Regions from separate parts of the Mus musculus genome. Here region 2 is linked to region 1. The links are chromatin loops, found by intact Hi-C in ENCODE. Cell type or tissue: left cerebral cortex. All regions are shown on one strand.

Region 1 (8,000 bases):
ATAAAAAACAATATAGAATTTTAAAAAGAACACATTTATTTTTAAATAAAGTTGCTGAAACTTTTATTCAGCTAGGCATGGTGGTGCATACCTATAATCCCAGCAGTTCAGAGGCAGAGGCAGGTAGATCTTTGAATTCCAGGCTAGACTGGTCTATATAAAAAGTTCAAATCCAGCCAGGGCTAAATAATAGCACCCTGTCTCAAAAGAAATCATTGTTATGTTACTACCAACAAAAATTTATCTAATAGGAAAAATCCTATGACCACAGATTGAACATTTTTTTTTTTTTAAGGAAATAAGGGTTGGGAGGATGGCTCAGGTGATAAAGTGGCTGTCACATACACACCAAGGAAAGACCTGAGTTTGGAATCCACATAAAAAGCCAGGCCTGGCAGCACATGCTTTTAACTCCAGCTTTGGAGGGGATAGGGTGGGCACAGATAGGTCCCTGACACTCTGTGACAAACTACTGTAGCTGAACCAATGAGCTTCAAAAGGCACTGCCAGTTTTAGTTGTAACTTGACACAACCTAAAATTACCTGTGAAGAGTCTCAGTGAGGGAGTGCCTAGGCCGCATCTAGACCTTTGAGCTCCCACTGTTGGGGAATACCCATTGAGATAGTTCATCACAGAACAGGCATAAAATAGTGGGAGGCCTTGTCTTAAGATACAGGCGGAGAACACCAGGGAGACACTTGACCTTAGCTCCCAACCGACACATGGGTGCACACCCCCTTTTTTTTTTTTTTTAAGAAAACAAGCTATTTTATGTGAAGCACTGTCTGTATTGGAGGTCTGTGCCTGACAAGTGCTCTCCACTGAATTGTTTTCAAACTAAGTTATTTTCAGGATGGTTTACTTTGAGACTTTATTTTTACTGAAGTGATCAATAGGTCATTTATGTCACTTTATATATAATGATTTCATTTTGTTCACTACTGACACATTGGATTTTTGTTTTGAGATAATATATATTTTGAGTTATATTTATTATATTATTTTCTTTTGAGATTAGGTCTTACTATACGGCCCAGGCTAAAGCTGGTCTTGAATTCCTGGACTCAAGTGATCCTGCCTCAGCCATCCAAGCAATTGGAATCACAGGCACACACCAATGTACCCAACTAAACACACTATATTTAAAGAGAATTCCAATAATGTAAAAATAGTGTCGGATCTTTCAGACTTCATGGGATTAGAAAATTACATAGACACCATCACAAAATAATTTTTCTCCACAATTTAATTGTATGTCCGGTAATGATATTTAAAAAGGAGCAGAGTTTCAGTGTTATTATAACTAGTATATAGAACATGAATACTATAATCCTCAGGCAGCTTTTTTGGTTGTTTCTTCTTCATTTATTTACATTAAGATATGCACTCACTGGTTTCTAACATTCCTAACAGATAAATGTCATGTTTAAAACTCACAGGGCTGCAGGGAGGCCTAGACAAGTCATTTTACCTGGGCCCTCTCTCAGGCATCGCTTCTTCCAATGCGGACATTTTTTCTGTTTCTTGATATGACTTTTTTTTTTTTTTTTTTGCCAATGCAAGTGTTAGGTAATACTGTAGTAATTACTACTTATAGCTACTTTTATGACTGTTTAACAATCCTTTCTACTCATTTAAATAACTTAGGCACAGGTTCTATATCTTGACTGGACCCAGAATGATCTGAAAGCAGTCTTAAGCTAAATGCCCAGAAAAAGAGCAGTCTTGTCTAAATTAAGACTAAAAATTGCTGCATGAGATGGATGTGGTGTTGGTGGGACAGTCAAATTCTTCAGCTCAGTTTCCTAGAGAATTTGATTTTATTAGCAATCAGAAGAAACTTCACTGAGGAAAAAAAAATGGTGTTTCAGTACTTTCCCAACATTTCTGCAATTTTAGGAATAGGTCACTTTTAAAGGTATTTCCAAGGGAATGACAGATTAAAAAACCTTTCCCAAGCTCTTCTCAGTTGGCTGTCCCAACAGGTTGTCTCCTCCTGTTTTTCCAGCACAGGTTGCTGATATACAATGAATGGTGGACCAATAGTCTCATTTTTTCCCCTTTCTCCTTCCTCCCGTCAGACACTGGAAATAGAGCCTTAAAGGTGATCAAGCCTAGCTCCCCATTTTTCAACAACTAAGGCTTGGCAACGTAAAGTAACTGTCAGGACGCCTCATTCGTTGCTATCAGAGACTAGATACAAGACCTCACTAGTTGCTATCAGAGACTAGATACAAGACCAGTTGTTCTTCAAGCTGATGGCTTTCTGCCGTATCACACTCTTGAAGGCTGACCTCACAAAAGCATTTGCTTACTGTGAGGAAGGGAGGAACGTTTTCCCCCTTGGGTATCTTTAGTATCTAATATTCTGAAGTAGCTGAGGGAACTAATAGAATCTAAGACGGTTACTTTAAACTAAAATTAAGCATTGAGGTTTCAACTAAATGAATGGTTACTTATAATTTAGTATATAAAAACTAGCCCAGATACTTATTGAATATAACATTTATACCAGGAACGATGTTATTGATATATGTTATGGGCTAAAACTGAAGCCACCTAAAAGTATAAACCCATTTACATTTGTCACCTCATTTAAAAATAAACACTAAAACCTCACTAAGTCTATTACTAAACAAATGTAAGTAAAAGAACTTGAGGGTTTTAGCTTCTTAGTCTGGGGCTTGTTCTGTGACCAACCATGACACTAGGGGAATTATTTATAATCTTTTGTTTTATTCATTTCAAAATATGAATAATACCCATTTAACAGGATTTGTGTGTAAACAAGTGTTGGGTTACGGGTGGAACACTGCAAAGGTTTAAAGTTTATTTTGTAACCATTTCTGAAGACCATAACAGCATTTGGTGTGTTTTCCTCTAGAGCTTAGGTTGGGATGGTGTCTGAATATCCTCCCCCCCCCCCAACCTTGTATGCTAAGCAGAACACTTATTTTGATGAAATTATTGTAGAATAAAGGTGCATGCAAGATGAAAGCAAGGCTTAATTAATCATTAGCAGGTCGATTCAAAGGTAGTCTTTTGCTATTAAACATTCAGTCCAATGACCAGCCACATTGGAAGTTTATTACAAATGCAGTATCCCAGCTCCTACCTTGGAGCCACTGAATTATAACCAGCTCTGGGTGAGTCAGTTCTGGAGGGAGGGAGAGAAGGAGGGAGGGAGTGGAAGATTTCATGTACTTAAAATGCACCAGGAGCTTGCTGTATATTATCTGCACTTAACCCCCAAGAACTCCGTGGCATGGGTATTTACCCACTACCTTCAAGATGAGCAAACTGAGCGCCGTTTCTGTGAAAGCAGCCGGCCTGATCTGGGGCTCAGGTTAGATTTCAAAGACCAGGCTAGTATTCCGCCTAGAAGATACCCAAGTGATACAGGCTGCAGGGTCCCAGGATCAGGGGATGGATGTCAGGCAGTAAATCAAAGAGCCGGGCATGCGGGGCCTCCCTGAGCTCAGGGCGTTTCTAGTTCCAGCCATTACCCTGCGACACTGAAGGAGGTGGCAGGCAACCTTAAAGGCCATGGGCAGCCTGGACCCGCGCAGTCCCTTACCTCTCCGGCTGCCATCCATGCTTAGTCCTCCTGCGGCCTCCGCGGTTGTATCCCCTTGGTTCTTACTGGGATGAAGCCGAGCTCCCCCGCAGCGGAGGTGAAAAGGAAAAGACCAGGACCGCGGGGGCGCAAAGGGTCACAGCGACAGTCGCCAGGGCGGTTGCTAAGGGCGAGCTCCGCGGCTGCAGATTATGACGTCACAACACAGGGACCTGTGCTCCTAGGCCCCGCCCCGCCCACGCCCCCAGGCACTCCTGCTTACCGAAAGTGCCAGCAGCCGGCGGGAGGATGGCCACGGGTCCCAATCTGTTGTTCTGGGATCCTGGCAGTTATCCAGAGTGAACTGTCCGGAAAGAGAGTCATATCTGCTTCTGCCAGCACTTTTAACTTGGATGCCTGTGATTCGAACTCAAGTCCCCAAGCTTGCAGCGCAAGCGCTTTTGACACAGCAGTTATCTAATGCAGCTACTCCCCCCCCCCCCGCCCCAAACCCCAAGTTTGTATTGTAAGCATTGCAATTAGTGTGAATTTCCTTTCTGCCTACTGAGTTCCTCAGCTCCTGCACTCGCTCTCCCTTTATCTTTAAAGCCACAAAGATCGGTTCATTTTGAATGGAAGAAGGCAGTGAGAAAAGTGTGGATGTATTCCGCTGCTTTCTGCGAGTTGTTTATTTTTGCAGTAGTTAATTGTGTATCCATGGAAATAAGAGCAGAACGGGGTAGAGGGAGTGCAGAAAGCATTCTGTCCCGCTAGGCTTTTCAGCAACCCGTTCTTGAACTTTTAGGCTGGATGGATAAGTCCTTGTTGTGGTATCATATAGCAGTATTCCTGGGCTCTGCCCACTAGAAGACCACAACCCATTAATTGCAACCTAATTGCAACCAAAAATGTCACTAGGTATTGCCAAAGGTTGCCTGAGGAGGAAACTACATCCCATTTGAGAACCTCTGTAGTCACAGAAAGCATACTGGATTCCGAGCCAGATTTGCTGAACTTTGAGCGTCTAGATATTATGGTTGGTTTTTATGGCACCCTAGTGAAAGTTAGAACCTCCAGAATAGGGAGGCTTTCCGGATTTCCTTAAATGATTTGGAAGGGGCTGGGGAGATGGCTCAGCGGGTAAGAGTACTGACTGCTCTTCCAGAGGTCCTGAGATGTTGGCTCACAACCATCTGTAATGGGATCTGATGTCCTCTTCTGGTATATCTGAAGAGAGCAATGGTGTACTCATATGCATTAAATAAATAAATAAATAAATAAATAAATAAATAAATAGATAAATTTTGATTTTGAAGACCCACTCTGATTGAAGGTGTTATCATCTACTAGCAGTCCAGATGTAAACGGTCATGGCTGAAATTCACCTCTTCTGGCTTGTCCTTTCCTCAAGTTGCTTTCTTCTGCTGCTGTGGTTGAATCCTTCCACACCAGAATCAGTTCTTTTTAGTTTTCTATCAGGATCTAAGGTTCAGCAGCTCTCTCTTTCAGGTTTTTTTTTCACCAGATCAGGACAGCTGAGGCATCCAGCCTTGTGGACAGAGCAACTATGCCAGCCTCCCCAGTGAGAGATGGGCACCATGGGGTGGGGGTGGGGGTGGGGGAGTTACTCTGACTACAGAGGCACTCAAGGATGAAGAAACTACTGAGTTCTCAGCCTCTCAGCTGTAATTCAGCTGTATTTGCTATTTGTAAGCTGACTTAATAAGTACACACACACACACACACACACACACACACACACACACACACACATCCTGTTGGGTTCTGCTCGTTTATAGAACTCTGTGGACAGTGCTATCTCTAGGCAGCTCATATAGAGGAATTTCAATCCAGCAACATGGCTACTCTGGCTGGAATAGACACACCTTGAGTACACCCCTTTAATCCCAAGCAATAAAAGTAAGGTTAGTTTACAGAAGGAAGGAGCATGTTTGAAAGGGCAGGTCAGTGAGTCAGTGTAGTTAAATTCAGTCAGTTGGGGTCAGTGCAGTGAGCGTGGTGAAGTGGATTGGAGTTCATTCGTGAGTTTATGCAGTTCAGTGCAGGTCCACAGAGGCAGGTAAAGCCAGAGAAGGATCAAGAAGATTAGAATAAATTGCCAGAGTTAGTTTGAAGCCAAACAGAGCAATTCAGTGAGAAGCTGAGAGAAGCCAGTTTGAATCAGTCATCTTGGTGAGGGAGGAGTTTGAGCCAGAATAGCTGAGTTAAACCAGCCATCTGGAGTTCAGAAAGACCTAGCAAGGGTGAGTTTATCCAGCAGTTAGCCTCCAAGAGTACAACTACATTAGATGAATAAAAAATATTTTGTAATATGGCTTTGGATTGTGTAGAAAAGCAAATTGAGCAAGCCTTGAGGAGCAAGCTAGTAAGTAGTGTTCCTCCAGGGTCAGCTTCTAGGTTCCTGCCTTGAATTCCTGTCCTGACTTCCCTTCATGATACACTGTAAATTGTAAGTTGAAATAAACCATTTTATCCCTAAGTTGTTTTTGGTGGAGGTGTTTTATCATAGCAATAGAAATAAGATAGCTAGGATAGCTTACAAGTTTGATCATGAATTAAATTTTAAGCCGGGCTGAGCCACAGGTCCCTGTTTATGTAAATGAAAGGGATGCTGGAAATCGTGCATATAAAAGTGTTATGATATGGACATTGCCTGTCCAAGAAAATGTGGTACTCTGCATGTGTCAGGGTTTTCTTTTCTAAGACTTCTGTTTCAGAAGAGCCAAATATAAAGAGAGCTAGGCTTAAGGAAAGTAAATCAGAAATCCTATAACAATGAAAGGAGGGAAAAAAAAAACAGGAGTACTACTCAGCTATTAAAAACAATGAATTTATGAAATTCTTAGGCAAATGTATCTAGAGGTTATCATCCTGAGTGAGGTAACCCAATCACAAAAGAACACACATGATATGCACTCACTGATAAGTGGATATTAGCCTAGAAACTTAGAATACCCAAGATACAATTTGCAAAACACATGAAACTCAAGAAGAAAGACCAAAGTGTGGATACTTCGTTCCTCCTTAGAATGGGGAACAAAATACCCATGGAAGGAGTTACAGAGACAAAGTTTGGAGCTGAGACAGAAGGAAGGAAGGAAGGAAGGACCATCCAGAGACTGCCCTACCCGGGGATCGATCCCATAATCAGCCACCAAACGCAGACACTATTGCATATGTCAGCAAGATTTTGCTGACAGGACCCTAATATAGCTGTCTCTTGTTAGGCTATGTCAGTGTCTGGCAAATACAGAAGTGGATGCTCACAGTCATCTATTGGATGGAACACAGGGCCCCCAATGGAGGAGCTAGAGAAAGTTCCCAAGGAGCTAAAGGGGTCTGTAACCCTATAGGTGGAACAACAATATGAACTAACCAGTACCCTCAGAGCTCATGTCTCTAGCTGCATATGTAGCAGAAGATGGTCTAGTCATCCATCATTGGGAGGAGAGGCCCTTGGTCTTGCAAAGATGATATGCCCCAGTACAGGGTGGGTTGGGGAGGAGGGCAGGGAGAGGGTATTGGGGACTTTTGGGATAACATTTGAAATGTAAATGAAGAAAATATTTAATAAAAATTGTTTAAAATAAAAAAAAGAATTTTACTAGAAAAAAAAAAAACCCAAACAAACCAGAATCCAAGTTATGACAATGCCCAGAATACTGGTATGTTAAGACATAGGGAGGAGAGAAAATTGCACTTGAAATATGATGATTCTATGTCTCCAACAATAGTTTGGATGATACAGAGTAAGGGGACCAAGGGAGATTGCAGCTGTGGGCCAGAGGTCAAGAACATCTACTGCTCCTGCAGAGGATCCAAGCTCAGTTCCCAGCTACCACATCCAGCAGCTCACAATTAACTTCAGCTTCAGGGCATCTGATACCTTTGGCCTCCAATGACTCCTTCACTGATGTGTGTACACCCACACATACTCAGTTAAAAATAAAATCTTTTTTTTAAAAGACAGAATTGGGTAGTATGTAGAAAGCAGAAAATTTTATTCCTACTCATTGTTACTTAAAATTCTAAGATTCCCTAAGGCATTCATTACACCATTAGCAACTTAAAAATCCACCTTGCTTGTAATACTGTGCATAATAGGCCTCCAGTAAGCATTTGCTGAGTTTGACGAGAGCTGAAATTTAGAGGGCAAACTGAAGAAGGCAACACAATGATTTGGGTCACTAGAAAGACATGCGAGCTCCTCTTATCAAAGCAGATAAAAATATAAAAATATTCTGCCCTGGGTCCTTTGGGTATATATTATGGCTTCCATTTTTGTGGGTATTTTTTTTAAATATGGAATTCCTGTGTGTGTGAACATGTATATCTCTACATGTATTTTTTTTATTATTATGGTTTTTCTTTGGCTAATTTTCTTGTTTTTGTATTATTCTCATTTGTTCGTTTTTGATTTGT
Region 2 (8,000 bases), 300 kb after region 1:
CAGTCTTGATATTTAGAGCCACGAAAAGCACTGCATTGTTTCCCAGACTAGGATGCTGGACCAGGGATCAAGTGCTTAATTAAGGTCGTTAGGAATATATTACCTGACAATCCTGACCCAATACTCCTTAGTTCTTTGAATTTTGAGCAGGAATAATATCCTAGGGAAATACGACTGATTTCAGCCACTTGTCTCTCAGCTTGTGTGAAACACCAGTGCGACACAGTAAACAGCTAGTCCCAGACAACAATTGAGTCCTGAGGTCTATCCGGCTGTTCACCACTGTCTCTATACCTTTCTTTGGCTGAGAGGTCTTAAAGAAGCCAGTTAACCAGTCCTCAAAATGTCCAAGCATAAATATTAGCCCAATCTGATCAGTGGTCCTAACATCTGTAGAAAGTACAGAGGTGCCTTGGAAACCAGCTCAACTCCCCTTCTTCCCCTGGCTTCACCATCCTGTAGCCATGACAGAACTGAGCTGTTGGGAGAGGTCTGTGAAGACTCTGATGGTCTTTGAATGCAGATTCCCTATGAACTAACCAGTACCCCCGGAGCTTGTGTCTCTAGCTGCATATGTATCAGAAGATGGCCTAGTCAGCCATCAGTGGAAAGAGAGGCCCATTGGTCTTGCAAACTTTATATGCCTCAGTACAGGGGAACGCCAGGGCCAAGAAGTGGGAGTGGGGGGGTAGGGGAGTGGGGGGGCATGGGGGACTTTTGGAATAGCATTTGAAATGTAAATGAAGAAAATACCTAATTAAAAATAAAAAGAAACAAACAACAACAACAAAAAAAGAAAGTAAAGAAAAGAAATGTACTCCTATCTGCTCCCTGTGGTATTTCATCTTAAGGATGCATATCCTAATGCGTATGTCACATTAAGAATTTTGATCTAGGCAAACCTGTGTGCATATGTGTGTGCGCTCATGCGTGTTTGTGTTACACAAAGGAGACAGCAACTCAAGTGCTAAGATGACGATCTCAAATTGTGGTAACTTGGTTGAGAATATGAAAGACTACTTGTGGACCTCTCCATAAGCATATGGGCTGTTTCCTGGTCTGGGTGTGGCAGGGACCAAGTTTGCACATGCTTTTTTCTGATGTCTAGAATCACTGGATAGGTCACCTTATGTGGCGGATGGATTTGCGTATGAGATTTAGTTGAAGATATTGAGGCAAGGAGATTGTTGTGGTTTGTTGGTTGTGCCCATTAAATCTTTTTTTACCCCACTTTTCATTTAGTTAAGCATTATTTTATTGTTGTTCCTTTCAATAATTTATCTTTTGTTCACTTTACGTCCTGATCACAGCCCCTCCCTCCTCTCTTCCCAGTCCCACCCTTACCCGCATTGCCCTCTCCTTCTCAGAGAAGCAGAGGCTCCCTTGGGTACCACCCCACTCTGGGACATCTAATCCCAGAAGGATTAGACACATCTTCTCCCACTGAGACCCAATCAGGCAGTCCAAGTAGAGGGAAGGGGACCCAATGGCAGGGCACAGAGACTGAGACAGCCCCCACTCCACTTGTTAGGGGACCCACACATGTACGAGGTCTAGGTCCAGCTCCTGCATGCTTCTTGGTTAGTGGCCCAGGCTCTGTGAGCCTCAATGATCCCAGGTTAGTTGACTCTATAGGTCTTCCTGTGGTGTCCTTGACTTTCCAGTTTGCTCCCTTCTATCCCAACTCTTCCACAAGACTCCCCAAGCTTCAGCTGGCGTTTGGCTGTCCGTTCCTGCATCCACCTCCATCTGCTGCTGGGTGAAGCCTCTCAGGAGGTCTGATTGCTTTCTCCCACGCTGATAATGACTTGTTTTTCTCTCCTGAGATGCTTTCTTTGTATTTAGCTTTCAAAAATTTGGCTGTAATGTGTCCTGGTGTGGATCTCTCTAGATTTATCTTGTTTGGGGTTTATTTGGTTTCTCAAGTCTTATGTCTAGTTTGCCACACGTTAGAAAAATTCCATCTGTCATTCTGTGAATATTTTTTCAGGCCCCACTTTCTTTTCCTCTGTTTTGAGAGTCAATATAATCCCTTGTGCCTTTGAGGTTCTCTTTAATTTCCTTTATTTTCTCTCTGTATCTTAAAGTTTCCCCCTCCCTCTGTCTTACACGCGTTCTCGACCGGCCAGGAAAGACGCAGCAAACCAGAATCTTCTGCGGCAAAACTTTATTGCTTACATCTTCAGGAGCAAGAGTGCAAGCCCCAAAAACAAAAACAAAAGCGAAACCCCGTCCCTATTAAGGAGAGTTATCCTTCGCCTAGGACGTATCACTCCCTGATTGGCTGCAGCCCATGGCCGAGTTGTCGTCACGGGGAAGGCAGAGCACATGGGGTGGAGAACTACCCTTGGCACATGCGCAGATTATTTGTTTACCACTTAGAACACAGCTGTCAGCGCCATCTTGTAACGGCGAATGTGGGGGCGGCTTCCCACACCTCTGTTTTCTCTGTTATTTTAAGCCACATATTGTATTTTCATATTAGTTTTCTTGTATTTTCTCTTCTTTTTGGTTTCAAACTCTTTGATTTATCCCCTCAATGTCTTTATCATTTTGACAAGACATTCTTTTTCTTTTGTTGTATGCATTTTCACTTACCTGAAAATTTTCTTTATGATGGCTGAATTAAAATCTTTATCAAGCTTATCTGTGGCACATTGATACTATCATCTGTTTATAGTCTTTTCTCATTTAGCTTGGGGAAATTCCTATTTATTGGTATATGTCAGACTATGGCCAGTATTGCACCGGTGTGCACATCTTGGCATGCAGGCTGTGTTGCAGTTTGTAGCGTTCACATCTGGGTTAGCTCATTCATGCCAGTCTCCTCCAGCAGTTCACACAGCCCCTTCCAACACTATAAAAGAGAGCCAACAATGAGGAGGCATCCAGCTTGGTTAGAATTAATTTCTCTTCAAGTTGTGTGGTGTTTCAGCAATAGACTATTATCTACACTGCACGAGACTGTATTGTTTTGGGGACATCTGAGTTTCACTGACCAGAACCTCATAGGAAGCAACCCACACCCAGCTCTAGAATTTTTTTAAAAATAAACAATAGCTTTTAGGAACAGTGTTATCCAGCCATGACACGTCATGTATCTCCCTTTCAAATCCTTTAAAATTGTATATTGGGAAAGTATCTTCACCAACCCTGATATATATGTATATATCACCAGCCCTGCATTATTATATAACCTACTACTCTATAAACCATATATATAGAGAGAGGTAGGTTTCTATATGGCTTTTTAACATGTTGTTTATTTTCACTAACCCTTCTTTTCTCTTTTCTCTCCTCTCCCCACTACCTAGTCTCCCAGCCACTTGCTTAAACAAACCCTCCCAACTCCAGTTTTTTCTGCCTTCCAGTTTTACAACGCCTTCATCATTAAATGCCCCACCTTGGGACTCTATTGAAGTTTCCTAACTTTTCAGGTGTTCCAGGTTAAACACACAAATTTAAAGACTCAAAGTTTGGATTCATGAAATGAAATATGGACTATTTGTCTGCTGGACCTAGGTTAACATATTCAGTATATTTTCCCCCCAGTTCTGTCTAATCACCTGTGAATTTTGTTTATCCTTACAACCAGATAAAATTCCTTTTCACTATATATTCATCTGTTGATGGACATCAGGCAGATTCCACTTAGATATTGTGAACTGAGCACACCCTAACATGTAAATCCTTACCTTTGGTTTTTTTGGTTTTCTTGATGATAGCCATTCTGAATGGGGCAGTGAAAAATCTCACAGCATTGTAGTGTTTGGTCCATGTTGCTTGACTCCATGAACTTGGGAAGAACAAGGTAGCTCCAGGAGTGTATGGAGACTCTCATCACAGACAGTACTTGAATAAAAAAGGGGGGGGGGGAATCATAGCCAGATATAATCTTCAAACGCCTTCTTCCATTGACCCAGTTCTTCCAGTTAGACATCACGTCATGTTTCCACCATTTCCTAAAATAGTGCCACCAGCTGGAGTCCAGGTGTTCAAAGATTGACTCTGTAGACAGCATTTATATCAAAATCATAGCATGGAAGAGTTAACAGAACCTCGAGAGGCAGATACATTTGTTTCTCAAATGGGCAAACTACCCTTTCTAATCACTTGCTATAGGTAATAGTCTAACCTTCTTAACAAACTTCATTCAAAAACCCATGGAAATATTGTGATAGATTTTGTTACTATTTTAAAGGGAAGTAAGTGGTGAAATTTGTTTTTTAATGGGATTTGATCACTTTAGAAAACATAAGGCTCCCAGAAGCTTTGGGGGATTGTCTACTTGGTGACTCCAAAACATGTAAGTAGAAGCCCTCTAGTGGAAGGTTCCAGAATCACTCCTGTAATGACTACAAATGAGAGATTTATGCCCCTCCTTAGATTTGGGAACAAAACACCCATGGAAGGAGTTACAGAGACAAAGTTTGGAGCTGAGATGAAAGGATGGACCATGTAGAGACTGCCATATCCAGGGATCCACCCCATAATCAGCATCCAAACGCTGACACCATTGCATACACTAGCAAGATTTTATTGAAAGGACCCAGATGTAGCTGTCTCTTGTGAGACTATGCCGGGGCCTAGCAAACACAGAAGTGGATGCTCACAGTCAGCTAATGGATGGATCACAGGGCTCCCAATGGAGGAGCTAGAGAAAGTAGCCAAGGAGCTAAAGGGATCTGCAACCCTATAGGTGGAACAACATTATGAACTAACCAGTACCCCGGAGCTCTTGACTCTAGCTGCATATATATCAAAAGATGGCCTAGTCGGCCATCACTGGAAAGAGAGGCCCATTGGATTTGCAAACTTTATATGCCCCAGTACAGGGGAACACCAGGGCCAAAAAGGGGGAGTGGGTGGGCAGGGGAGTGGGGGTGGGTGGATATGGGGGACTTTTGGTATAGCATTGGAAATGTAAATGAGCTAAATACCTAATAAAAATGGAAAAAAAAACTGGCTGAAATCTGGTTGAAATGTACAGATCAGGTGAATGTGAAGAAGGATTTTTAAAATAAAGAGATGATAAAAAGTCAAAAAAAAAAAAGTACAGAATGCAATTGAGCTCCTAAGAGCAAGTTGGATCAAATATCTTTATTAGTAATACTCATCTGCAACATAGCTTGTGTTATCACTTTCTTATGTTTTTGTCAGTTTACCTGAAACAACCATTACTAGTCTCTGTAAATCTTAGGTGGATCAAGAATGGTGTGTGGTCTTTGGTACAGACACTGCCTTGATTTCTATCAATCTAGAACCAACTTTGATCAATTACTACATTGGCTCACAGTTGCTGGATGGCACAGGATAGTTGTAACTTCATGACTGAGAGTGAATCCCAACTGTTTCTGGTAAAGAACACATTTATAAAGCCTATTTTCACATTGTGGCAGGAGGTAATTGTCAATGACTGTAATGAATGAAACCAGTTTTCAGAATAGATTATTCAGAGGTCATTTGTAGAAAGACATCTAATCTTTATGTTCATAAACTGTCTTTGAGTCAATTTATCTCTCCTGATTTCAGCCATTTTGGAGCTTAGCTGTTTGCTCTACATAGAAAGAACACCAATCAATTATGTTAGACTTGATTATACCATCGGGAAGCACCTCCACTTCGGTTAAATAGTGGGAATTTCCCGAAATCATAATAATTAGCATGCCCATTACTAAAGTTACTTATTTTTCTAGATTCCTGGCACACCCACACCCAATGACCTCTGGTAATGTCTGGCCACAAGAGAAGTTCTCTAACACCCATCTTCTCTCCAAACCTTTCCTGCTTCTGTGACTTCTTCTAGTTTGTGTGCTAGTGGTGAGCTCCCTGCTCTCTTATCTATTTACCTTCCTTCCACTTTCTTCTTCCTCTTGTATTGAACCTGTTCTTTGGCTGAAGTTGCTCCTCTCCTTGCCTGTCTTTCCTTTAGCAAACCCGAACACTGGGATGCCGCTCAACACACTCCCTCACAGCTTCTTAATTTCCCAACTTCTCAGTTTTCCTCCTGAAACGTCCACTTCTGTCCATCTGGTCAGTTGGCCTTGTGTTTACATGCCTGTACCCTTGCCTTTCAAAGCCCGGAGCCTGAACTCTTTCCAAATAACCAAACAGCAACTGCTTCCCATTTTGATTCATTCTGCTCCTTGGTCTCACCTTACTCTAAGGGATTCCCCAACCTACTCCCCCTCTTTGGGGGCCTGGATAGCTCTTCCACCCTTGGTGTCAGCAGAGCTGTTGTCACTTTCTCAATCTCTATTTCCTACAGCCTTCTCATGCTCTTTTAGAGACTGTAGGTTAGTCACAACCTTCCAAACCCAAACAGATTTGCTCATAGGTGTCCTTTTTCGAAACAACAGAGTTCTGGACCCCATAACTGCTGTGAAAAAGAGGAATCCATCGTTTTCTATAGGATGCTGCTATGTAAACCAGTCTAGATTAGTCCTAGATGCAGCAAGGAAAATCAGTGCCCCAACCTGAACTCCCCTGATATTCTGCCTCTTTATGACAATGGCCTGACTATCTTCCTTCCTGAGATTTCTTAACTCTACTGATCTTTACATCCTATCTTCTCAGCTGCTTAACAAGTTGGCATCACTGAGAACTCCTTTACACAAAGCCCTCCCTCAAAGACACATTGACAACCTCTTTATCCAAATTTCTGATACCAGAGCCTGGGCCAAGACCCTTCTCATCCACCCTGCCCTTGTCCATCAGGAAAGAGTCATGAAAATGACCATGTCCCGTCCCCCCCCCTTTTTTTCCTATCTAATAGACAAAAGTCAGGAGGGATGGCCATGTCTGTGCTCTTTTGTGAAGCCCCTACATTTTGGTTCAACAGTAGTTTTGTCAGAATCCACAGTAATTTGGTCCCCAGAAGCAAAGAAACTTATTTTTCTAGATTCTTGACTTCTCTGCCTTTGAAACACACAGTAAGAGTCACTAGGAGAGAAGTATACTAGTCACATGGCATTATTTGACAGAATACTTACTGGATATTCCTAGTAACAGCCTAGTAACTACAGACTAAGAGTGGGAAGTGTGCCATTCCTCCCCTCTCTTCTTCCACTGAAGCCTAGGAGGTAGGTGCTCCATCTCTGCCATTTGCCATTTGGGCCTTCTACACTGCTGCCTTTCTGCCCATCTCTGGTATTGATAAAATAGATAAATCTCTTACCTAGAGATACATGCTGTCACAGTGTCCCCTCGAGCCTTATACCTGACAGTTTAGAGTTTCCCACTATGACCTTTGTTCATAATGTGTGTGCTGGTTTTCCCCATTGGCAGTTAAGTGCTACTGTGCAAGATTTCAGCCTCTTTGGTGCAAAGTTTCCTTCCACACAAAAAGACTAATAATAATATTTTCCTCTTAGTGTTGACACGAGAATTAAAAAGTGAAAATTCCTTAGCTCTGCTCAAGGAAAAACCAGTTGTTAAAAATACCAGCTATTGTCATGATTGCAAACAGCCCACAGAGGAATATAAAATCTTTAAAGTTAGCTTTCCTACAGCCTAAGTGCTAACAAAGTGACTCCATTTTCTTTTTTTTTAAATATTTTTTATTATTACGTATTTTCCTCAATTACATTTAGAATGCTATCCCAAAAGTCCCCCATACCCTCCCCCCTACTTCCCTACCCACCCATTCCCATTTTTTGGCCCTGGCATTCCCCTGTACTGGTGCATATAAAGTTTGCATGTCCAATGGGCCTCTCTTTCCAGTGATGGCCGGCTAGGCCATCTTTTGATACATATGCAGCTAGCGTCAAGAGCTCCGGGGTACTGGTTAGTTCATAATGTTGTTGCATCTACAGGGTTGCAGATCTCTTTAGCTCCTTGGATACTTTCTCTAGCTCCTCCATTGGGGGCCCTGTGATCCATCCAATAGCTGACTGTGAGCATCCACTTCTGTGTTTGCTAGGCCCTGGCATAGTCTCACAAGAGACAGCTATATCAGGGTCTTTTCAGCAAAATCTTGCTAGTGTATGCAATGGTGTCAT

What was found. Peaks named below come from ENCODE experiments on the same cell type or tissue, not always from the same donor. Only the 100,000 strongest peaks of a DNase experiment are listed, where the experiment ranks them.
Region 2: a loop joins it to region 1, with 2.6 times the contacts of the local background. A loop is called at or near these places in 10 of 42 quality-filtered maps.

What each region holds. Positions count from the first base shown.
Region 1 is chr12:98,623,913-98,631,912 of GRCm38, reverse strand. Spata7 (spermatogenesis associated 7) reads right to left here and starts at 3,771. Exons shown (of 11, transcript NM_001289572.1): 1 at 3,579-3,771. The coding sequence starts at 3,597. In left cerebral cortex, no CTCF peak of the experiment used is centred here; DNase peaks (open chromatin) are centred at 3,223 and 3,789; H3K4me3 peaks cover 2,097 bases; H3K27ac peaks cover 1,244 bases.
Region 2 is chr12:98,320,677-98,328,676 of GRCm38, reverse strand. No RefSeq gene overlaps it. Among named protein-coding and RNA genes, the nearest start is that of Gpr65, 56 kb to the right of the region's middle. In left cerebral cortex, a CTCF peak has its summit at 4,323 (motif pointing left); DNase peaks (open chromatin) are centred at 4,000 and 4,320.